2 separate regions of the Homo sapiens genome follow, and region 1 is linked to region 2. Evidence: read pairs that join two places in POLR2A ChIA-PET (ENCODE). Cell type or tissue: MCF 10A. All regions are shown on one strand. Each heading gives the region's core, and the rest is flanking DNA. Links, peaks and the distances in the headings are about the cores only.

What was found. ChIA-PET counts read pairs that join two places held together with the same protein. Peaks named below come from ENCODE experiments on the same cell type or tissue, not always from the same donor. Only the 100,000 strongest peaks of a DNase experiment are listed, where the experiment ranks them.
Region 1: POLR2A ChIA-PET joins it to region 2 with 5 read pairs; 1 of 35 experiments calls an interaction of 5 or more read pairs at or near these places.

What each region holds. Positions count from the first base shown.
Region 1 is chrX:10,146,720-10,158,744 of GRCh38, forward strand. CLCN4 (chloride voltage-gated channel 4) reads left to right here and starts at 10,256. Exons shown (of 13, transcript NM_001830.4): 1 at 10,256-10,381; 2 at 11,570-11,832. In MCF 10A, for the core only: no CTCF peak of the experiment used is centred there; a DNase peak (open chromatin) is centred at 9,992.
Region 2 is chrX:10,577,356-10,589,834 of GRCh38, forward strand. The region is part of intron 1 of MID1 (midline 1); the gene reads right to left. It also overlaps the pseudogene RNU6-800P. Among named protein-coding and RNA genes, the nearest start is that of MID1, 37 kb to the right of the region's middle. In MCF 10A, for the core only: no CTCF peak of the experiment used is centred there; DNase peaks (open chromatin) are centred at 696 and 2,146.

The DNA.
Region 1 (12,025 bases), core at 7,825-11,824, 420 kb before region 2:
AAGTTCCAGGTAGACATATCTTTAGGCCCACCATTCAATCCACTATGATCTGTCCTCTGCATCCCCCCCCTCCAAATTCACATCCAACCCACAAGCAAAATACATTCACCCCATCCCCATATCCCCCAAAGGTATGTGTAAGTGTTCTTTTCATTTTACCTTTGCACACAACATTAGTGGATGTACCATTGTTTATTCAACCATCTTCTGGTTGTTTCTAGTCATACTATTAAAAATAATTGAACAGGCCGGGCGCGGTGGCTCATGCCTGTAATCCCAGCACTTTGGGAGGCCCAGGTGGGCAGATCATGAGATCAGGAGTTTGAGACCAGCCTGACCAACATGGTAAAACCCCATCTCTACTAAAAATACAAAAATTAGCTGGGCATGGTGGCGTGCACCTGTAATCCCAGCTACTCAGGAGGCTGAGGCAGGAGAATCGGTTGAACCTGGGGGGCAGAGGTGGCAGTGAGCCGAGATCGTGCCATTGCACTCCAGCCTGGGCGACAGAGCGAGACTCCGTCTCAAAAAATAATAATTCAACAATGAAAGTCTTCTGCAGACATCTTTTCACATTTTTGCCAGGGTTTCTTTTTTTATTTTATTGATAGAAACGGTATTGCCGTGTTGCCCATGCTGGTCTCCAACTCCTGGTCTCAAGCTATCCTCCTGCCTCGATCTCCCAAAGTGTTGGGATTTCAGGTGTGAGCCACCCTGCCCGGCCTTTGCCAGGGTTTTCGTGAGATACATCCCAAGAAGTGGGATCTCTGGGTCAACAGTAATGCATGCGGCATGTTGCTGGGTGTTGCTGCATTTTTCTCACGGGGACTTTGCCATTTTGTATTCTCACCAGCAATGTATGAGACAGTTCCCTCACAACCTCAGCAATAGAATGGTGTCACATTTGTGAGTCTTTGCCAGTTGCAGAGGTGAGAAAGCATCTCAGCACAATCAAAATTTGTGCTTATGAGCAAAGCTGCTTTAATTATAGAGGCTTGTTGGTAAGTTTTAATATCAGTTAGGGCTAGCCCTCCTTCCTTTCTTCTTTCTCAGGGCTTCCCTGGATATTCTTGCTTATTTGTTCTTTCAAATGAATTTTATAATTATCTTGTCTAGCTCCAGGGAAAAAAAATTATGAATCTACTGGAATTGCATTAAACGTACAAATTTGGGAGAACCGCAATCTTTATGATGTTGAATCCTCTTATCCAAGAGTGTATTTCCATTTGTCCAAGACTAATTTTGTGCCTTTCAGGAATGCTTTATAGTTTTACTCGTATGTATTTTGGATATTTCTTCATGAGTTTTTGTCTATTTTGTTTTCTGTCTTTGTCTGCATAAAGACAGAAAATAACAATAAGATAAATACACATACATGCAAGGCTATTTACCTTTTTTCAGACTTTGGTGGAAAAACTAGTGTTTCCCCATTAAATAAGATGTTGAGGCCGAGTGTGGTGTCTCATGCCTGTATCCCAGCATTTTGAGAAGCTGAGGTGGGAGGACCGCTTGAGCCCAGGAGTTCAAGACCAGCATGGGCAACATAGCGAGACCCCGTTTCTACAAAAAAAATACAAAAAGTTAGCTGGGCATGGTGGCATGTGCCTGTGGTCCCAGCTACACAGGAGGCTGAGCTTGAGCCCCAGAGGTCAAGGCTGCAGTGAGCCGTGTTCATGCCATTGCACTCCAGCCTGGGTGACAGAGTGAGACCCTGTCTTGAAGAAAAAAAGTGGCCGGGGCGGTGGCTCACGCCTGTAATCCCAGCACTTTGGGAGGCCGAGGTGGGCAGATCACGAGGTCAGGAGTTCGAGACCAGCCTGGCCAACACAGTGAAACCCCATCTCTACTAAAAATACAAAAATTAGCTGGGCATGGTGGCATACGCCTGCAGTCCCAGCTACTCGGGAGGCTGAGGCAGAAGAATCACTTGAACCCGGTAGGCGGAGGTTGCAGTGAGCCGAGACTGCACCACTGTACTCCAGCCTGGGTGACACAGTGAGAATCTGTCTCAAAAAACAAAAATGAAAAGCACAGGTTGTGGCTTGTGGTTCTGACCGACTGGCTATACAATGGGGGTTCCCATGACCCCCTCCTCAAGTTCACTGACATGCTAGAGTGGTCCCACAACTCAGGGAAACATGTTTAGCCATTTGTTATAAAGGATATTACCAAAGATACAGATGTACAGCCTGATGGAAGCGATGTGGAAGGTATGGAAGGCAAGGCACGGAGCTTCCATGCCCTTCCCTAGGCACCACCCTCCAGGAACCTCTGTGTATTCAGCTATCTGGAAGCCCACGGAAAACCCTGTCCTTTTGTGGGCTTTTGTTTGTTTGTTTGTTACTGAAGTTTTGTTTTTATTATACTTTAAGTTCTAGGGTACATGTGCACAATGTGCAGGTTTGTTACATATGTATACATGTGCCATGTTGGTGTGCTGCACCCGTTAACTCGTCATTTACATTAGGTATATCTCCTAATGCTATCTCTCCCCCCTCCCCCGACCCCACAACAGTCCCCGGAGTGTGATGTTCCCCACCCTGTGTCCATGTGTTCTCATTGTTAAATTCCCACCTATGAGTGAGAACATGTGGTGTTTGGTTTTTATGGAGGTTCCATTGCATAGGCATGATTGATTACATCATTGACCACTGGTGATAAACTCAAGCTTCAGCCCCTCTCCCCTCCCCGGAGGTCAAGGAGGTGGGGTTAAAAGTCCCCAATCTGTTATCTTGCCTTGGTCTTTCTGGTGACTGGTGACCAGCCCCTATCCTGAGGCTACCTAGGGCCCTCAGCTACCATCATCTCTTTCGCATACAAAAGACACTCATTACTCTGGATGTCTCAAAACAAACAAACAAAAAACCTTTTAGCCTGGGAATGGTGGCTAACACCTGTAATCCCAGCAGTTTGGGAGGCCAAGGCAGGTGGATCACCTGAGATCGGGAGTTTGAGACCAGCCTGACCAACATGGTGAAACCCTGTCTCCATTAAAATACAAAAATGTAGCCGGGCGTGGTGGTGGGCGCCTGTAATCCCAGCCACCTGGGAGGCTGAGGCAGGAGAATCACTTGAACCCTGGAGATGGAGGTTGCAGTGAGCTGAAATCATGCCACTGCACTGCAGCTTGGGCAACAGAGTGAAACTCTGTCTCAAAAACAAACAAACAAACAAAAGGCAAAAATAACTTTGAGCAATGCTACTGTGGCCAAATTTTACTTGTTGCAGTTGCTGTAGCAGAAAGAAGGCCTTTCCCTCCTGGCTACCTATGGGCACTCCCTGTCTTCTCTCTGGTCCACTCTTCCACAGTCCCCAACTTGAGCTAACTCCCACTTGTCCTTGGATAGCTTAACCATGACTTTCTCAAGGAGGCCGGAAGTGGTCTCCATCCCTGAAGAAATTTGGCCCCTCTGCTTTATGTACGTGTATGAGTTCGCTAGGCCTGCCGTAACCAAGTCCCACAGACTGGGTGGCTTCGACAACAGACATTGATTTTCTCACTGGAGGCTGGAAGTTCAAGATGAAGGCACTGGCAGGCTGGTTTCCCGAGGCCTCTCCCCTCAGCTTGCTGCCTCCTCACGTGGTCATCACTCTGCATGCATGACCCTGGGGTCTCCTTTTTTTTTTTTCATAGGGACACCAGTCAGATGGGACTAGGGCCCCACCCTAGCGGCCTGATGTGAAAACATAACCACTTCTTTAAAGAACTTATCTCCAAATATAGTCACATTCTGAGGTACTGGGGAGTTGAGACTTCAACATATGAATTTGGGAGTACATAATTCAACCCCTAGCGGTATTTTTCCACATCACTCAACACTTCTCTCATCAGGGATTCCCCACTCTTGATTGGGAAGACCTGTTTCATGACTGTCTTCCCCATGGACTGTAAGAGGGACTCAGCAGAGGGACACAGTCACTCCCGAGCGTGGCTGACCCTCGGGCCTTGCATTCTGCCTGGTGCAGACGGAGGGCTCCGTAAATAGGAATCGGATGAATCAATGAGCCAAGGCTCTGTTCGTTTCCAATGGCTGCTGTACTTAGCGGCTTAAAACAACACATATTCATCCTTTTCCTTTTCTGGAGGGTAGAAGTCTAAACTGGGTGTGAATGGGCTAAAATCAAGTGCCAGCAGGGCTGTGTTCCTTCCATAGGCTAGTGGAGAGATTCTGTTTCCTGGCCTCTTCCAGCTTCTAGAGGCCACTTGCATTTGTTCGCTTATGGCCCTATCCTCCATCTTCAAGGCCAGCAGTGTAGCAGCTTCAAATCTCCCTCTCTGATCTCTGCTTCCATTGCCAATCTTCTCTGACTCTGACCCTCCTGCCTCCCTTTTATAATGATCCTTGTGACGACACTGGGCCCACTGGGGCCACCCAGGATCATCTCCCCACGATCTTAGGATCCCTAATCTAATCACATCTGCAAAATCTCTTTTGTCACGTAAAGCAACATCTTCACAGGTCCTGGGAATAAGGGGGTGAACATCTTTGGGGAGGTCATTCTCCAGCCCACCCTAGAAGCACTGAGCTTTGAAGGGCCGGTTCCTGTATTCAGTATGTATGTACTCCGGCATGCATCTCAAGTTTTGCTTTGGAACAAGTGATCAGACGCTCCCCTCTTAGAAGATTCCCAGGCTCCTGGTGAAGTCCAACGGCAGAGGCTGCACATTCAGTGGCATTTGGAAGCATCTTGTCTGAGACCTGTGGCTAGAGGCACACGGCCTTCTGGAATCTGTGCCTTTCCATTGTTCCCACTAACAGACGCTCTGGCCAGATTGCTGTTTCTACCCTGCAATTACAGGCAGAATCCCATGAGTAATAAACACAAATTGTTTTATTGCAATGGAGTTCGTTTAAAAGAAATATTTTACTGCATCATCCAATAGAATTATCTGCAATGATGGAATTGTTTTATATCTGCGCTAAAATACCGTAGTGACAAGCCACATGTAGCTCTTGAGCATCTGACATGTGGCTAGTGTGACTGAGGGACTGAATTGGAACTTTTAAGTTAAATTCATTTTCATGTAAATAGTAACTGTGTCTAGTGGCTACCATAGAGCAGTGCAATTCTAGAAAAATCCCATTTCCAACCCAAGGCACCTGGACAAGGAGCAGCTTTTCTCAGAGGCCAGGTCCTGGGTGAGAAAAGCTGTTCACTGTCCAGGTGCAATAAGATAACTGACTTCTGTCTGTGCGTGGTGGAGATGCTGTCCAATGATGGCTATCGTGCATCAGTTTCCAGCTCCCCATTCAGTAGTTCGAAGCAAGGCATGGCAGGAGAATTTACACCAGGAGAATCAGCACAAGCTACAAATCAAGCCTCCCTCCCCATGCCCCACCCTTGGAGAGCTGGGTTATTTAACGATGACTGACATGCCACTGTGCATATGCCTACTGGAGGAGACAGGCCTACTGAATTGCCTTGGCAACATCTGAGTCTCCTGGCACTCACAGAGAAAAAGGAGACAGTGGCAGCTCCACAGTTCTTATTGTCAGAGAGGAAAAGCACCATATGGTTTTTTTAAGGGATGGCAACACTTCTCTTAGGCCTTAGAGCTACACGGGCTCTTTTCTCAGGCTTCCCAGCACAGACAATGTCCTTGACAACAACTCCACTCCACTGCAAAAGCAGAGGGATTTCAAAGCTGTTGTTTGTCACGTCAGTCAAGGCTGTCACTTTGGATCGATGTCAGGGCAATGGGGTCTGAGTTTGCAGCTTTTGGATGTCTGCTGAGATCTGTGAACACAGCCCAGAATGCCTAGAAAAGGCTGGATTGCATATTCTTATATCCCATGTCACTTACTTATTCCCCAAATCTTTTAGGATGCTGGCCATGTGCATAGCCCCCAGCTAGGTATGGAAGCAACTCATTCATTCATTCATTCATTCATTGGAGATGGTGTATTCAGGTGTAAAGGAGTTCAGGATACAAAGATAGATGAAATAGGGTCTTCACCTCCAGGTTTTATAAGATCCCCCATTTATAGAATAATTTACCAGATACTCAGGGCTGGAATTTGGAGGAGGTGAGGGAGGCACTTACCTTGGGTGCAAAACGTAAGAGGGCACCACAAAAATCAGTAATCAAGATAATATACTGGCCAGGCACGGTGACTCACGCCTGTAATCCCACCACTTTGGGAGGCTGAGGTGGGTGGATCACCTGAGGTCGGGAGTTTGAGACCAGCCTGGCCAACATGGCAAAACCCCGTCTCTACTAAAAATACAAAAATTAGCCAGGTGTGGTGGTAGGCACCTGTAATCCCAGCTACTCAGGAGGCTGAGGCAGGAGAATTGTTTGAACCTGGGAGATGGAGGTTGCAGTGAGGCAAGATCATGCCACTGCACTCCAGCCTGGGCGACGAGAGCAAAACCCCATCTCAAAAAAAAAAAAAAAAATATATATATATGTATATACACACACACATATATATGTATATATATACACACACACATATATATGTACATATATATGTACATATATAATTTATAAAATCAAAATTAGTGCAGAAAATTACAATGTACAAGATATGAACATTTTAAATAAGGACAGGCTGTTGTGGTTTGTTTCACTCCCCTTCAGTGTTGGGCAAGGGAGCATAGTCAATTCCAATCAGCGAGGGGTTACTTGGCCAGGAGGTATCTGAAGGGGAGGTTTATGTGGGTGCAAATAAATTGGGCCACGGGGAGCATTATACATAGTTTCTGTGCGTGTGTGTTTCGGTTGTAGGGTCTTTACTGACTTTTTTCACTTGGTTCAAAATACAAGAGGGTATCTTGATCACTGTATTTAGGGGTACACAACTTTTCTTGTGTCTCAAATTCTAATAATAAGGCACTGCTTGTGCTCTTTCCAGATCTCTCACTTACGTCTCACTCAGCTACAAGTGGTGGATACTATTACTCTTCCTCCTTCTCCTTGTTTTACAGAAGGGAAAAGTGGGGCTTGCAGAAGCTTGGCAAAATAGCACAGGCAGTAATACTGCAATACAGCCATGTAATACTTCAAGATGGTGTATGATTAAAGCGGTTGGCTGAGAACATTTGGGAAAATTTTAGTTCTGGTGTAACAAACTGTATCCCAGAGACAGTGCTATATGCTGGGCTTTCAAAGAGCAGGTAAATGCAGCTCCCCTCTGTCCTTCCAGGAGCTCAGGAGCTCAGGAGCTCAGGGGTTAATGCGAGTAAATAATTTGGGTCTAAGCTGGTGAGTGCTGTCCAGAGGGTCCCAGGAAGCTGTGGCTCCAAGAAGGGTGGAGGGGATGGTCAGAGGCGCCTGGGGAAGAAGCTGGGGTCCTGGCCAGAGAAGACCTAGCCTGACCCCAGGGTGCTCCAGCCTCCATCAGAACAGGAGGCTGATGTCAGGGCTGTCTCTGAGCCTGTCTGCAAAATGGGTGCACAGCAGATCTGCCCTACTCCTGTTAACCAGCTGCTGCGAGAATCAGATGACATGCTGCAGAGGAAGGCACTCTCTACAGGGTGCATGTGCTGAGGCGGGCGGATCAGTTGAGATCAGGAGTTCGAGACCATCCTGGGCAACATAGTGAAACCCCATCTCTACTAAAAATACAAAAATTAGCCAGGTGTGGTGGTGGGCGCCTGTAATCCCACCTACTCAGGAGACTGAGGCACAAGAAACGCTTGAACCCGGGAGGCGGAGGTTGTAGTGAGTTGAGATTGCACCACTGTAGCCTGGGCGACAAAGCAAGACTGTCTAAAAAAAAAAATATATATATATATATATATATAAAATATATATGTATAATATATAATATATATACAAACACACACACATATATATGGGGGCTTGGACACAAAGAGGCAATAGGGTCCTCACCTCTAGGTTTTGTAAAACCCACCATTTATAGAATAATTGAATAGTGAGTTTTAACAATTTAGTGGTGGGAAAATGTCTGTTTTAAAAATATACAGTGCATCCAAATCTATGAAAATTTCCCATCCACCTCTGTGCCAAGCCACACAGTTTTCCTCCCTAGAGATAACACCCTTAGCAGTTCCCGATGTCTCTTTTCAGAGGTGGTTTGTGGTGCACACACAGGTGGGCAATGACACGTCCCACATGCTGGGAGTACTACCTTTAAGGGATTTATAATGAAGAGAGCTTCCAGCACATCATACAATGGGGAACTCTTGAAAATGGCTGGGAAATGGAACATCTTGGGCATCAAATTATACTCCATCAGTAATTCAAACCAGGGTTTCTCGACTTCAGCACTATTGTACTGATATTTTGGGCCGAAATGTTCATTGTCCCGGGAGGTAGGAGTGGAGAGGGAGCTGTCCTGTGCACTGTAGGATGTTCAGCAGCAGCCCTGGCCTCTACCCACTCAATGCCAGGAGCACACGGCTCCTCCCACTTCAGTTGTGGCTGCCAAAAATGTCCCCTGGGGGAAAGGGAGCAACATCACCCCATTAAGAACCGCTGTTCTAAACCTTGTATGACATCTGTAGAAAACTGGCAGATAAGAGAAAAAATGTAGAAGATTCAAAGGGATAGGAAAGAGAAATCTGTGAAGACAATGGAAAGAGCCTGTAGTCCCAGTTACTTGGGAGGCTGAGGCAGGAGGATTGCTTGAGCCCAGGAATTTGAGGTTGCAGTGAGCCATGATCGTGCCACTGCACTCCAGCCTGGGAGACAGGGTGAGACCCTGTCTCGAATGAACAAAAAACTCAAAGGTTATTATTCCGTAACTATTGAAAGAATCTTTTCATGAAGGATGGTAATAACCAGCTTTCTATCTCCACACAGAGCAAAGTAAAAAGAAGTAGGTTTAAATGGAAGAGAAATTAAAACTGGACATACAGATGGTTAAATATTAACAACGGCCCCTGAATGGCACTTTCTTTCCTAAAGATCTTCATGAGCAGAATAATCTAGGATGGCTAGGGATTGTTCCCTCGGGACTTTGTGGTTAAGAATTCAGGATCTTCAAGTAATGAAATCTGCATTAAAAAATTAGCCAAAACTGTTTGTTTATTCCATAATCATGTCTATATGGTGCTTTTAAGAAAACAATTTTTTTGTTGCTATAAAAGCAATACATATTCACTGTGGAAAAATTAGACGATATCTCTAAGCTTAAAAGAAGAAAAATTTAAAACACCCTTAATCCCACTAACCAGTGAGATACCATGTTTGATACTTTAGTGAATTCATTTCCTAATAGTTTTCTGTGTTCGCAAAGGTATATGTGTAGATATAAATATATTACACCTACATAGAAACGACGGATCACTCAGCACATAATGCTTTGAAGCTTCCATTTTTTTTCCCATTTAATCCGCTGCACATGTCTTTTTCCATCCGTGTGTACCACCGTATTAGTTTTAATTCTTCCACTGCACAGATGGCTTATAATTTAAAACATCCCCTGTTTTTGGAGATTTAACTTGTTTCCAGTGCTTTGAGATCATAAGTAATATTGCAGCAAACTTTCCCTAGTCAGGGGTTTGCACACCGTTCTTCCCCCCACCCCCACTCCCCACACCCCAGGACAAATTCTTGGACATCAAGTTGCTGGAGCACATGATACCAACAGCTGTAGGGCCCGGAGTAATTGGCGAAACTGTGTATCTGTAAGGCATTTGGTAGGAAAAATGCTAAACAGACCACCAGAAAGATTGCTCAACTTACATTCCCATGGGTGGTATTGGTTTTTGCTTTTTTTGGTTTTGTTTTTTAATCTTGGCTAAAATGACAATTTGAAAGGCGAGGGTGGAGGGTGTTCAGACAGCTCTCTCATTCTGTTGAGAATTGCTTGGCCCAGTTCTGGGCCTTGTCTGAATTGCCGGTTTGCTGCAATGTTTTTTACAATTGAGCAATCACCTAGAAAAAAGAGAAGGTGAAACTAACCTACTGCAAAAAAACTGCTCCAGGATGAAGAAGGTTGCCTGTATTTCGTCATTTCAGCCAAGCCGGAATACGGAGCAAGGCTGTCTGCACCGTGCTACCATCCTCTTCAGGCTGCAGGGCATTTTGTATACCCACCACCTCCCATTGATGCTGGAAAATCCGGTCACAGAATTCCGTGCAGCCCAGCCCCTGAGGGTGGGGCGTCCTGTCTCCGGGACGCCGGGTTTTCTCTGGACACGAATGCTCCGGGGGTAGGAGGCGAATGACACTGGCACGGCGGGGCTCCGGAGCCAAGAGGTGACCAGGCTGGCTGGGCAGGGCTGAGTGGCTGGGCCGAGCACGTGATGCTCCCAGCCGGCCTCCGGGGCCCTCCGGGCTGAAATCGACATTTGCCTCTGGCAGGAAAATGAGCTTGTCAGTTTCTGCCTCCATTAGACCCTCAACCCAAAGGAGCAGGAGATTTCGGTAGCGTTTTAACTTTATCTCAGAATCTGAAAGCGGAAGGTAAGCTGCTTATCACTCAGAAAAACAAATTTGAGAGGAGTGACCTAGTAAAGTACACTGCGACTTTGTTGATTTTTAAAATCTGGTGTTGAAAATAATTGATCGCTGTGAGAGTCAAGGGCTGTATTTATCCCCAAATTAGAGATTAACCTTCTGAACAGAAATTTGGTTAATTTGGAGGGAATCACGGTATAAGGGCCAGGGTTAAATATAGAAGGACACGAAAGCTGATGGAATAAACTGCAAGTAAACTTAACTCTAGCCTGCTTGTAAAACAATCTATTTCATGTCTCCTTCAGGGCTGTGAGCAAAGGGAATGTTAAAATTGTGATTTTTAACTCAAGTGAAAGTAAATGAATCTATTTGCAATTGGAATACAAATAAAAGCAGTCTTTGCTTTTGTCCTTTTACATTTCAAAAACGCTTGTGTATTTTGGCAAAAGAAAAGTTTATATGTGCACTGCTTAAGTTTGAAATACGCTATTTCAAATTTACAAAATTATCACAGTTGTAATTTTCTAAAGTCTTTCTAGGCAAGGCTGTTTCAGTTGTGAATGAGAAATGTTGACATTGTACATATTTTCTGTGATAGTAAAATGACTCACTTCTTCAGAATGTGATAAAGATTAGAAAATGTGAAATAATGAGTTATTGTGAATTAAGTCATGTCTCAGAGATTAAATGCCTTGCCAGAAGATGTAAGAAAACAGAGACACAAATACAACCATGCTCACGTAGCAGTGCTTTATTTTAAATCATCACATATTTAAGTAAGTAGTAGAAATACGTGGTGTCACCATTTTTTCCTTTGGCAAATACAAATTAATATTGGAATGCAGCTATTCAGAGTAATTAAAGCATTATTCATCCGTGCAATTAGTATAATGTTCCATAATGAATTGCTTTGAACTAAAGTGTTTGGTATAATACTCGATATACGGCTTGAAACATAGAAACTCTAGGCAAAGTATGTCCATGCTATATTTTGTGTCATTTTGATTTGCACAAAATGTTTATTTCTCCACTGCATTTGATAAATACTAGTTTTAAAATAAAACATGAAATTGTATTTCCTTTCACTGTAATCCCTTTATTGCTAATTCTTTTGAAATCCTATTACTCGCTTGGAGCCTGTAATAATTTGGATTTCTCCTCCTGTGTGTTGTTTTTCATAATTCTTCGCGAAAGGCCAGGCAAGCTGCACACATCAAGCGAAACGCCTGAGGGGCGGCCAGCGCGAGGGTTTCTGGCCATCGACCCTCACCTCCCGGGACTTCCAGGGTCTTCCCCCCACCCCGCGCACACCTCCCTGCCTCGCCCCGAGGGCGTCACGTGGCAGCGTGGGGCCCGCCTCCTGGTGATGTCACGGCGCTCGCAGCCGTCGCGCTGAAGAAAGGATGCTCGAGGATGCTGTCCAGGTGGGCGGCCGCGGGCGCGATGCGGCACTGCAGGTAAGGGGCGCGCGGCGCCTGGATGCCCTCCCCGGCGCCCCCGGCAGCGCGGACGCTGCAGGTGGAGCCCGGCCCGCGGGCCTGCAGCCCGGCTGCGCCCCCAGAAACCCAAAGTGGGGCCTCTGGCTGCTGCGGCGCCTGCTGCCCACAGCTGCCTGCTGCAGCTGCATGCACCCGGCCGGGGATGGCCCGT
Region 2 (12,479 bases), core at 596-4,595:
ATGCTCTGCATGCTGGCTTGTTCATTTAAAAAAATAATATACACATTATTTTGTGCCTTTATCTTCTGAATTAATGTATAATGTCTGGAAGAAGTTTTCTTCAAAGTTATATCAGGAAGAACAATCTCCAGTACAGACACAAAGAACAGTCATTTATTTCTTCCAAAAATAGTGACCTAAATAGCAATCTATCATCCTGATAAACAATTTAAAATATATGTATATACACACAGGTTTCACATACACACGTATGCATACATTATGTACACACATATATAAAAACATCGTGTGTGTATATATATATATATATTTAATATTACATACACGGTATATATATAATAGCAAATCTGTGATGGGTGTCCAAAATTTCAGTCTCCAGAATGGCAAAGAAAGGGTGAACTGAGAATGGAAAGAAGTAATCTTTTAAAATTTGATTGACTAAAGGAGGAAGGGGAAGTAGTCTTCCTAAAAGAAAAAAAAAAAAAAAAAGTCCTGCGCTGCAGTTCTTTGAAGGATATTGCTTATCACCATGCAAGACAAGAAACTGCAAGTAAAGTAAATCATCAGGAAAGTGTTTAAAAAAAGAATCTTGCACAATTCAATTCATAATCCAGACATTTGGACTCCACCAAAGGTGTTTAAGGAACATTCATGATAAAGGGGAAGCAGAGGCAAGAACTGCTTCCTCGGGCTGCCCAGTCTGCACGTCTCAACATCTACTTTATTGCCATTGCAACACTTCACAGTAAATCAAAGCATGCTTCACATGTTAGGACATAAAAATGCAAACATAGATTTTTTGGCTTATGTCTCTCCAAATTATAACTTCATTTGTCTTTTAACAATGAATAAAAGGATTACTCAATTTCACATATAGATGACTTCCTTAAGAAGTTCTCATTGTCCTCGGAAGAGACACACATAGATCATCAAGTAGAATTCTAAAGAACTTTTCATCAAGACATGGCTTTTGTTAAAACAACATTTAAATTGTCAAAATTCTACAGGCCTAACTTTTCCCTATTTTGGCACTGTAGTGGAAAATTAGCCTGAACATCTGAAGTTGAAACATCAGGAAAGAAATATTTACTCCACCCCTCAAGAGAAAATGATAAACAACAAAAAAAATTACAATCTTCTAAAGGGCATAATCTGACAACTTGCAGATGAAATTTCCCACTATCTGAATGTCTCAGACATTTCATGTCTTTTACAGTTTAAGAAATAAAGCATTTAGTTTTAAAGGCACACAGAACCTATTTTACATTATATTGAAAATGACCGATGTTTTCCAGGTCTATGCTGTACTGGGTATCATGCAAGAATTTGGTTCTGAAGGCAATGATAGCAGACTGGACAGAGAGGAAGAGGGTGAGAGATGGCCACACCTAGTCTCCTGGCAGAAGTCTAAATCAACCCTCCTGGTGAACAGACCAACAGCGTGATGGTAGCAGAAATGGAAGTCACTAATTTCTGTGAAACCAGTCACAGATGAAAAGCTTTTAACACTGCTGTCCCTGAATGCTTTCTCAAATGTATTTATAGTTTGATAGGTATTTCTATATATATTCATATAACTATGTCTGTATAAAGTCCTATATATGTCCATAATGGAATTAGTTTTTGTAGTTATATACAATGTGCATGTATACATAAGTACACATATACATATACAAAAGCACCTTTTCAGAATTATTTGAGACTGGCTAGAATTCACTCTTCACAAACCCCTCAGTCATAGCATCCCTTCTGCATTACAGAAACATTCCTTCCTTAGTGCAGAAACAGAAACCTGTAGATAATGTTTATTTAAAAACAACTGCCTGCTCATATCTGCAAAAGGTCACCTGGAAATGAGCAAAATGACGCAAGTGATCTATTCTCTGAAAGACCAGTCAAGTGGGATTTTTGCAGCAAGTATAATAGATTGTGCCCTGGAGAAAAGCTTGCCGCTTGGGGAAACTTTTTCTCACTTTATTTATATAATACTCTCCTAGAAGGCAGAGAAAGTACACACCCTCCCCTTCCCAATTATTACCAACCAGGAGCAAAATAGTTATTGATGATGGCCAATGCAACATTTCACAACTGTTCTCTGAACACTGGAAAGCTTAAGTTCAAAGACAAGAACAAATACTAGTCTCGTGACTCATGGAGGTAATGACGATGTTATAGAGTAACTGATTCCCATTGTGTGAGCAGATTGGAAATTCTCTCAAATATGATGCCTCCTTTTCTCAAAGAAAATCGCTTTTTCCCTCAACTTCAAAGTCAGCCACACACAAAAACCTTTTGCTCACAATACCCTGAAGCTACCTCCTGATCTTAAAAAGTAAGGAAAACGAACCCTTATTCACAACTCCTGGTTAACTATTACGAATAACATGCTTTAAACATTTCCCCTGATCACTGAAGCTCTGCAGTCAGGGGAAGAAGTCTTTTTTTTTTTTTTTTAAAGGCAACAGAAAGAGGAGTGACTCTTTTGTTCTGAATGTTATTGTAAAGCACCACATGAAAGAAGAGGAATGATGGGAACATGGCAATGAAAAGGACAACAGCGCTGACAAATGAAAACAGGATATTAAGAACAGCGTCGGGACTGTGTGTCTGTACAGAACAAAGCCGGGAGCCTTCTCGGAGAAATTCAAGCAAAAATACTCTTAACAGATTTACATGCTAATGGATGAACTGTAGTTTCTCCAGGTGGCACAGATCTTTAAGTCTGGGACAATAAAATTAGGTTATCATTAAAACACATACACACACACACACACACACACACTGTAAAGTGTCATAAAATTAAAACTGCCTTCAAATCACATTCAATCACATGCCCCCCCCCGCCCCGCCCTTTCAACCAGTGATCTGCTTCTGGAAATTTCTAGATCTATGTTTTTCTCTTTGTAAAATAAGATACTGGTTCTGTCAAATAACTGAGCTAACTTAGTATATAGTCCCAAGGAAAGTGAATTTTTTACAAAAAGAAAAACAATTTTCTCTCCATTCACAGCACACTCTAACTTACACTTTAAATATAACTTTTCAATAGAGCTTTCAAGAACTCCCAGGGAAACTAGGCAATGGGTACTGTGCTGAGAAACAATGACAGCAACTAAGTGGCTAACATTAATATAGTATACCGCTTTTGCCAAGTCATGGTGGTAATATCTTATACTTTTCTTCTGATGCAAATTCTGCAAAAGCTGCTAGTATGATGGTACATTTAATAAAACATCATCATAGCTTATTGGACTTATCACATAAGAATTATTATTGTAGTCTCTAAAGAAGTTCAAAAAAGTAAAAAAATATGTCTGATTTTGCGCTCCATTAAAAATTTCAGTCTTTTTTTTTCTCTTTTCTATGTTTTGCCACTATTCTCCTTTTCCCCACTTCCTGATCAGTCCTTTCTATTGTCAGATGAGTGATGAGCTGATGTGCTTTCTTCTTTACCAAAGCATTTCATCCAGCTTTCCCTCTGGCATGCTTTCAGAAAACTTTGGGCTAAGCCCTGAGCTCAGTGTGCCCAAGTGTTCTTGGTCTAGTTTTGGGCTGACACTGTCAATGTGGTGTCCTGTAAAAAAAAAAAAAAAAAAAAAAAAACATGTAGAGGTCAGGCGCAGTGGCTCACGCCTGTAATCCCAGCACTGTGGGAGGCCGAGGCAGGCGGATCACCTGAGGTCAGGAGTTCGAGACCAGCCTGGCCAATGTAGTGAAACCTCATCTCTACTAAAAATAGAAAAATTAGCTGGTCATGGTGGCGGGTGCCTGTAATCCCAGCTACTCGGGAGGCTGAGGCAAGAGAATCACTTGAACCTGGGAGGCGGAGGTTGCAGTGAACCGAGATTGCGCCACTGCACTCCAGCCTGGGTGATAGAGTAAAAAAACTCAGTCATATAAAACAAAACAAAAACAAAAAACAAACAAACAAACAAACAAAAAACATGTAGTACCTTGAAGCCAGATAACCTGAGTTCAAATCCTGGCTCTGCCATTTCCTTGCAAAGGCAGATCGGAGCCAGATACTGTACATATCTTATACTCACAGATGCTCTTCCTATCTTCTATGCAGTTTCCTTATCTGAGAGCAATCTTAAGGGTCCTTTGAGGATTAGTGAGGTGAACTTTTTAAAATGCCTGACAAAATTCTCACTCTTATGGAAGGACAGGGTGGTAGGGGATGGGGGATTGGGGTCCTTCTTCCCTTCTTGTCCTGAATCGCCTCTTCCCACTCTTCTTTGAATAAATTCATTATCTGTGTTTTTTACTGGAAACCTCTTCATACCATTTTTGCAAGCAAGAAGGATATAAATCCATTTATTCAATAACATTTATGGAGCATCTTATGTGAACAAACAGTATGTGAATGTGAAATGAACTAGCATTTTTATTCTTAACACTAATGACTTATCTTCACATTGGCAATTTCATCTGTTTCCTACACTATGACATACCTCTGTTCATTACCACTGATCTCCCACCATGAACTTGGGGCTTCACTTCCGCTTCCCAGTGAAGGTCACCCTGTCCCATATGCACTCTTTGTCAGAATTTTTTTATTTTGCAGGAAATAAGGGACCCTGGCATGGATGGAGCATGTGAAACTATCAAGAACAGTGAAATGTTTCAGATTTTTGCTATTTGCCAGTTTCGTTTCATGAATGCTGGCAGAAGACACCTGAATCAAAGATAAAGGCTGTTTTTACTCAAATGGTATGTGTTTCATGTTCTGTTGGTTCCCCTTGTTCTCGAAGTCCTACGGAGCATCCTAGGTCCATGTTTGCACACTCAGGAGATTTGCATCATACCTAAGCAACTCCAAGCTTAGGAAATCTGAATCTTTTATAATGGACTGCAAGTTAGCCTGCCCAACTTTTGCCCTGGAGGAAGACATTGTCTTTAATATAATGAACAACAAACAAACCTGCCTTCTCCCCTGGCGCGAGATACTACCTCTATCTCCCAAGACTGTTTGCTATACAAACATCCTGGGGAATAGTCTGGAATAAAATCATTCAGTGCTCCAGCTCACAAGAGGTACAAAAAGGTGATAGATCCATGGAAAATTATTTCCTAATAGACACAATTCTTATCTCCTCCTGGGGATATGGCCAATAGTTGTTACTAGAAATCAGATCATCACTGGACTTTCTAGCAGTTACCACAGAGGCAGAATTTCATTTGGCACTGAATGACCCTTGAGTCATAGAAGACTAGAGGTAAAAGGAGCCTGCAAGAAAGTGATAAGAACTTCCTTACCAACGGCTCCAAGCTCCTTATCCAACCACCCTCTGACATCAGCTGTTGTACAAGGAAAATTGGCAGAAAGCAGGTAAGCCTCACCCATAGATTTTGCTCAAATAAACAGAGCCCTTAATGTCCTTCATAGTCCCAAAACAGCTTGGGTCTGGTCTGCAACTTCAGCTCTTCACTCTGAACCTAAGCTAATTTTAAGAGTTTGGTGCTTGTTTCAGCAGCACATAGACTAAAACTGGAATGATACAAAGAAGATTAGCATGGCCCCAATGCAAGGATGACAAATTCATGAAGCATTCTATAATTTTTTATTATTAAAAAATATTAATAAAATAAGAGTTTGGAAGAGTAAGCTAATTTTGTTACTTTTATGACACTGGAAATCCTATATGTATATCCATTTGGCTTTCTTTAAGCATTAAAAAAAATTAGAACTACTTCTTTTGGAGTAAAACCAGATGAGTCATTTCTTTCATTACTCTTTCATTCCACTGGTATTTTTTGAGGTCATTCTGTGTGCCAGGAGCTGCTCTAGGCAGCAGCAAATTGGTGGTAAATATGAGCATAAAGGCCTGCCCTTGGAGAGCTTACATTTTAATGAAGGAAATAAAAAAATAAAAGGTTTTTAAAAACACAAACATTTCAAAGACTCATACATAAAATGAAAGAAATAAAAAGGATGACATGATAGAAGGTAGATGGGTGGTGCAAATCTATGTTAGCTAAGGGGATATTACTACTCATATTTGTGCTGGCTTTCTTGATATTTTGGCTTTTTCCCTGCCAATAAACAAGCAAAGAGTATCTGAATTTCAGTATAAAACTTTCTGGTGTTTGGTCAGAGGGTTGTGATCTAATTTTTCAAGTTGTTAAATGCTTAGTTTCAGATTGCCTCAAGGATAGAGTTCTTTTTCAAGGGCATAGAAATCCAACTTTTACTATTTCTTACAAAAAAATGGAATGTGATGAATTATTGTAAAGTAGTGACATCTTTATTTATTTTAGCAATAAAATTTTGAAAGAGAAAAGCCACGAACACTTAGTGAGCCAAAAAAGCAGGAACCATGATGTTTTAGTCCATTTTGTGCTGCTATAACAGAATTCTTGAGACTAAGTAATTTATAAAGAACAGCGATTTAGGCCAGGTACGGTGGCTCACGCCTGTAAACCCAGAACTTTGGGAGGCTGAGGCGGGTGGATCACGACATTAGGAGTTCAAGACCAGCCTGGCCAAGATGGTGAAACCCCGTCTCTACTAAAAATACAAAAATTAGCTGGGCACGGTGGCAGACGCCTGTAATCCCAGCTACTCGGGAGGCTGAGGCAGGAGAATTGCTTGAACCCGGGCGGCAGAGGTTGCGGTGAGCAGAGATCACACCACTGCACTCCAGCCTGGGCGACAGACTGAGACTCCATCTAAAAAAAAAAAAAAGAAGAACAGAGAGCAGGTTAGGGGCCTGGTATCTCTGTTTCCAAAATGGCACCTTGAAGCCTGTGTCCTCTGGAAGGGAGGAATGCTATGTCCTCACATGGCAAAAGAGCAGGAGAGGAAGAACCCACTTCCACAAACCCTTTTAATAGCGGCATTAATCCATTCGTAAGGGCTTTACCATTAAGCCCCACATCCCAGTACTGCTGCATTGGGGATTAAGTTTCCAACAAACGAATTTTGGGAGACACATTCAAACCATAGCATATGGTATTCAGAATTACCTGAATATCTTAAGTGTTTGATTCTACGATGTTAACTCAAAGTTGAAAATAACCATGGATGTACAGTTAAGCTTATAGGGATGGACAGGAAGGAAATGAATAGAGACATTGGAAGAGGCATTGGTTTTGTCAGTACTTACTCACCAGCTTTTGCACCACTGGAAGAGGAAATTTCAGGAAGGAAAGGAAGGAAATGAGGGAAGAGTGCTGGGGGAAATAAACACATGTGACTACAGCTTTATGACCGGTGAGCACCAAAGATGAGTTAAGACTAGATCCCACTGGCTGACAGCCAATGTCTTTTGAAATGTCATAATGTCATTTGACAATGACAATAATATCAAAAAGCATCTCAAAATAAATAAATTCACTGGCTAGGTAAAATTGCAATAGCAGCTGAATCATGATTTTTTAGAGCCCATCACTTTAAGAAAGGGTTAGAAGGAAAATAATCGCAGAGAAAATTGGGTAGCAGGACGAGCCGCAGACAAAACTCCTCAGACACCAAGTTAAAGACGGAAGGGGTTTATTCGGCTGGGGGCATCGGCAAGACTCCTGTCTCAAGAGCCGAGCTCCCTGAATGAGCAATTCCTGTCCCTTTTAAAGGCTCATAACTCTAAGGTGGGGGGGTCCACGTGAGAGGGTCATGATCAATTGAGCAAGCAGGGGGTACATGACAGGGGCTTCATGCACCGGTGGTTAGAGTGAAACAGAACAGACTGGGAAGTTTTACAATGTCTTCCTATAATCTATAGATAACATCAGTTGCTAGGTCAGGGGTGGAATTTTAACTACCAGGCTTGGGTCAGGCAGGCCCAGGCCCGGTTTCAGGTCTGGTTCCTTGGTTTCACGTCTGGTTGCTAGGCGCCGGGCTACCTGCCTTTAGTTTTGCTTCTCTTTCCTTTTCTGAGTATAAAACAATATAAAACAATATGAGAGGGTCTGTCTCTCTTCTCTCATTTCCCCCCTTTGAGACTCTCACTTTTTATTAGTGGGAGTTCTCACTCTTATTTTTGCTACTTATGTCTTCCTGTGCAATAGATTGATAATGATTCACATATTTACACTTGTGCTGATACATAACACGAAGTGACACTGAGAGACTGGGCTATATGCTCGGCTAATTGCAAAAACAAATTTCCTGTTTTTCCTGGAATTTCTGGTACTGACACATTCAGTTCATCATAGAAGGTTTGAAATACTGGCTCAGGAGAGCGTTTATAAACTTTTCCTCAAACCACGACATTTACTTGAAGATCCAGTCCAGCTCCATCAATTTTTAGGGTTACACGTTCCTCTTTTTTCTAGTGAGGATTAAGGGGGTTGGTTATTACTAGTTCTAAGGGGTTACACTGACCACTGGTACAGGAAGGGCCACTTTTCCCTTGCTGAAGGTGGACAGGATTTTTTTTTTTTATCCAAGTAGCCTAAATGACACAAGACCAGTATCCACATTTATTTTTACACAGTCTTAATTTATGATAAATGTACTTATTTTCTGCCATATAGCCTCTTTCTTAATTAAGAGAACCACATCCTATTTTTAACCTATTATTATTAATGACAGCACAGGCATCGAATTTCAAGGTGACTTGTTTGGGCACTTCTTTTTTTGTTTTGTTTTGTTTTGGCTAACACTTTACTTGTATCGTTTATGAGCCTCCACCAGTCTTCAGTCCTTAATCTTATTTTAAAAACTATGGTCATGGGAGGCTCAGATGGGTCATAACACACATCAGGTTGGTCATTTCCCGGGCTACATACCTTGTATAGAGTAACATTATACAAACAAGTTTTTTTAGAGTTCCAGTACACTTATAATAACTGTAAAATAATAGGACTGTAGCAACCTTTTGTCCCACTTCAGTGACTTGATGTATATACTGGGAACAGCCCTCAGTCTGAGGAAGGTCAGTTGAAGTCCTTACTGTACAAGTCCAAATTTTAAGGAAAATGAGTCCTGCGATGAGTTTCCTCATGTTTCGGCCGTGCATGGACCAGTTAGCTTCTGGGTGTGACTGAAGCAGGGCTTGTCGTCTTCTTCAGAGTCACTTTGCAAGGGTTGGCGAAGCTGCTCCCATCCACGTACAGCTCTCGGTCTACTGATGTTTAAGGATGGTCTTGGAGGTTGGGCCCACTAGAATAAACTGAGTCTAATACCTCTACACAGTTATGTTTAACTGGGCTCTCTGATACCAGGAGTAAGGTGGCGGGGTTTAGAGTGTTGCAAACTTCAATTGTTATGTGGGGATTTTCACAGAGCAAGCTTTGGTATCTAGTTAGTCTAGCATTCATTAGCTAATGATGTCCTTTGGTATTTATTAAAGTCACCACAGCATGGGGGGACTTTATGTTTAGGTTTTGCCTAAGAGTTAGCTTATCTGCTTCTTGTGCTAACAGGGCTGTTGCTGCTAGGGCCCTTAGACATGCAGGCCAGCCTTTGGAAACCCCGTCTAGTTGTTTTGAGAGATAGGCCACTGGCCTTGGCCAGGGCCTTACAGTCTGGGTTAAAACTCTAACTGCCATGTTTTTCTTTTTCTGACACATAGGGTGTAAAGGGTTTTGTTAGGTCAGGTAGCCCCAGGGCTGGGGCTGACGTGAGTTTTTCTTTTAACTCATGAAAAGCTTGCTGCTGTTGGTTGTAATAGATGTAGTTTACTAATCTACATTTTTATTAACTGTCATCTACCAAAATATTGACTCAAATCCTGTAACTATTTGATTTCAAGCTTTACATTGATCTGGTATTCCTCATGGGACTCCAATTGCGTCTAAATGGACATGAGAGTTGAAAGACCTACAAGGGGCTTCTCTCGCTTTACAATGTCTTATTTTTTCTCCTGCTGGTTGATGAAATGCCAGGGTGAAAGGGATAGCCAATTGGACTAAAGTATAAGTGCCACTCCAGTTATTCGGCAGAGTGCCCAGTAAAGGTCCACCACAATACCACCACACATCCGCGTGAGGATGAACAAGGGCTGACTGATTGATAAGCTCTTGAAAATTCTTAAGCTCATCGCATCCCTTCAGGTCTCCAAGGAATGCTAAGTTTCCTCCCTGTCGTGAGAGACACGAAGTGAACTTAGTGTTGGGAGACGGAGGCTGGACAGCCCTCGGGGGCTGACCCGCAGGGTGCCGGACTTTGGGATATAGCAGAGAGAGCTTGGCATGACTTATTACTCCAGGCTGTAGAATCCTGGAAAAGAACTACCACACAGTCCATGCCTTGTCGACTGGAGGACCACCTTAGTGGAAGGGGGACAATCAGGGCCTCTGGCCTGCCATGTGCACAAGCATAACAATTGCTTTTGTTTAACGTGCACATGGAATATTTGATCCATTCCAACCAGGCATTTGCATCTTGGTATGCTGTCTTAATTGCCAAAGTTTGTTTTAAGTTTTTAACTTTTATGATCTTCTAGTAAAATGAATGTTTCCTTTAGCACCTATTTTTATTAGTTTTTAGACCAAAGAAAGCCAAATACCATTTTACATTTAACAATGCTTTCTGTATGATTTTTATACTAGATAAGCCAAATTTTACCTTTATATTAGTGTTATTGATGTTAAACTTAATTTTAATAAAACCTTGTAGACATATTTATCTAATTTTTAATGTTTGACCATAAGCAAGATTTTATATACTCTTTTTAACCTTTCATAATTTTTGTTAAAGAGCAGGTTGGTGCTTTAAGAAAAACCTGTTGCATTTTTATTTTAATGTCCAGTTCACAGAAAAACTGGATGATACCTTTTTAACTTTAGCTAATATGTTTACACACAGAATTTTCTTTACAATTAACGTCTCAAAACTCGCTTAAACTTTCAAAACAATAATTTTTTTAACCTTTTAATGTAGGTAAAAATCCACATTCTTATGCCTCCTTATAATCCTTTTACCAAAGGTATATTTTACTTTTCTTATACACCTTGAACATAAACTGTTTCTTCAATAGTACTGAGTACTTTTAAATTATACAACATTTTTTGCATAATTTTTTTTTTCCCGTTAGCAAAGCAGCTGCCGCTACAGATTGAATGCATCTGGGCCATTCGCGGGTTACTGGGTTAAGGATTTTTGATAGGAAGGCCTCAGTGCTCTTGGGATATGCCCTTGTTTACACTGACAACAAAGTAGTATTAGAGTGTTACAGGGTTACTGAGAATACCTTTAATTATTAATTACAGGTTTTTAATTTACCTTGGCTTTTAAAGGAATAGGGTATACTGTTGTTTTTTTTTTTAACTACTTGTATATTTCTCTCTTTCTCTTTTTCTTTCTCTCTTTGACTTTCTGTCTCTCTGTCTCTCTCTGACTTTCCTTTTGCCTCTGTTTCTTCCTCTCTTTCTGCCTCTCTCTTTCTGTCTGCTGGTCTTTCCTTGCCTCTGCCAGCCGCTTATGCTGCTGTTCTCTTAACTACTGTGGGGGGAAGGGGATCTAAAACCAGCTGTAACTGTCTCTGTACGGAAACTGGTCTGGGTGCCTTGGCTTACAGGCTACCTTGTGCCATACCTTTGAAACAAGGGACTTGTCTAGGCTTCCTTCTGATGGCCAAGCCACCTCTAATGCTGGCCAGTCTATTTCACACAAAGTTTTAAGTTCTCCTGGTGTCATAGTACTCCATAGTCTTCCTTAAATCCTTTCTTGAAATTTTTCAACATAGTTCCTAGTAGGGTGGGCTTATTTGTGCCTGACCCATGCTTCTTTGAGACAAAACACCATGCTCACACCACACGCACACCACAAAACAAAGAACAGGTAAAAAGGGCACACACACACTTTTGCAGTTTACACCAAACCAGAATCAAAACCAAAATTAGAGTATCCAGAAATCTAAGCCAGGTCAAAACCAAAACTAAGCAATCCAGGCAATCCAAGTATCAAGCAATCCAAGTCAAGTCAAAAACAAAAACCAAAGTGCCGGTACTGCCACACCGTGGGTGATCAGGCCATGCTTCCACTCAAATGGAGTAGGCAAGTTCCTACTCAAATGGAGTAGGCAAGTTCCCAAGACCAGTCCTGTGAAGCAATTCAAACCAAGTCAAAACCAAAACCAACACCAAAGTGCTGATAAAGGCACGCTGTGGGTGATCAGGCCACGCTTCCACTCAAATGGAGCGGGCAAGTTCCCAAGACCAGTTCCGTCAAGCAATTCAAACCAAGTCAAAACCAAAACCAAAGTGCCGATAAAGGCATGCCGTGGGTGATCAGACCACGCTTCCACACAAATGGAGTGGGCAAGTTCCAAAGACTAGTCTTACCAAGTTTTAGATGTCTGGACTCCAAGTGCCAGTTCCTTCCCAGTGTTCAGCCACTGCGTTGATCCTCCACGGGGGCCTGCCACACACGGCTCTGGCGAGGCGTCCCACCTGGGCAAATGCCTACCCGGGAGCGCTCTCAGGATCCGCGTCGCTCCGGCTGGTTGGAGTCCCCCGCAGGGATGTTCCACAGGGCAGGCTAAAGCCACCTAAGGAGCTGCCTCAACCGTCTGTTAATCACCTCGCTTCCT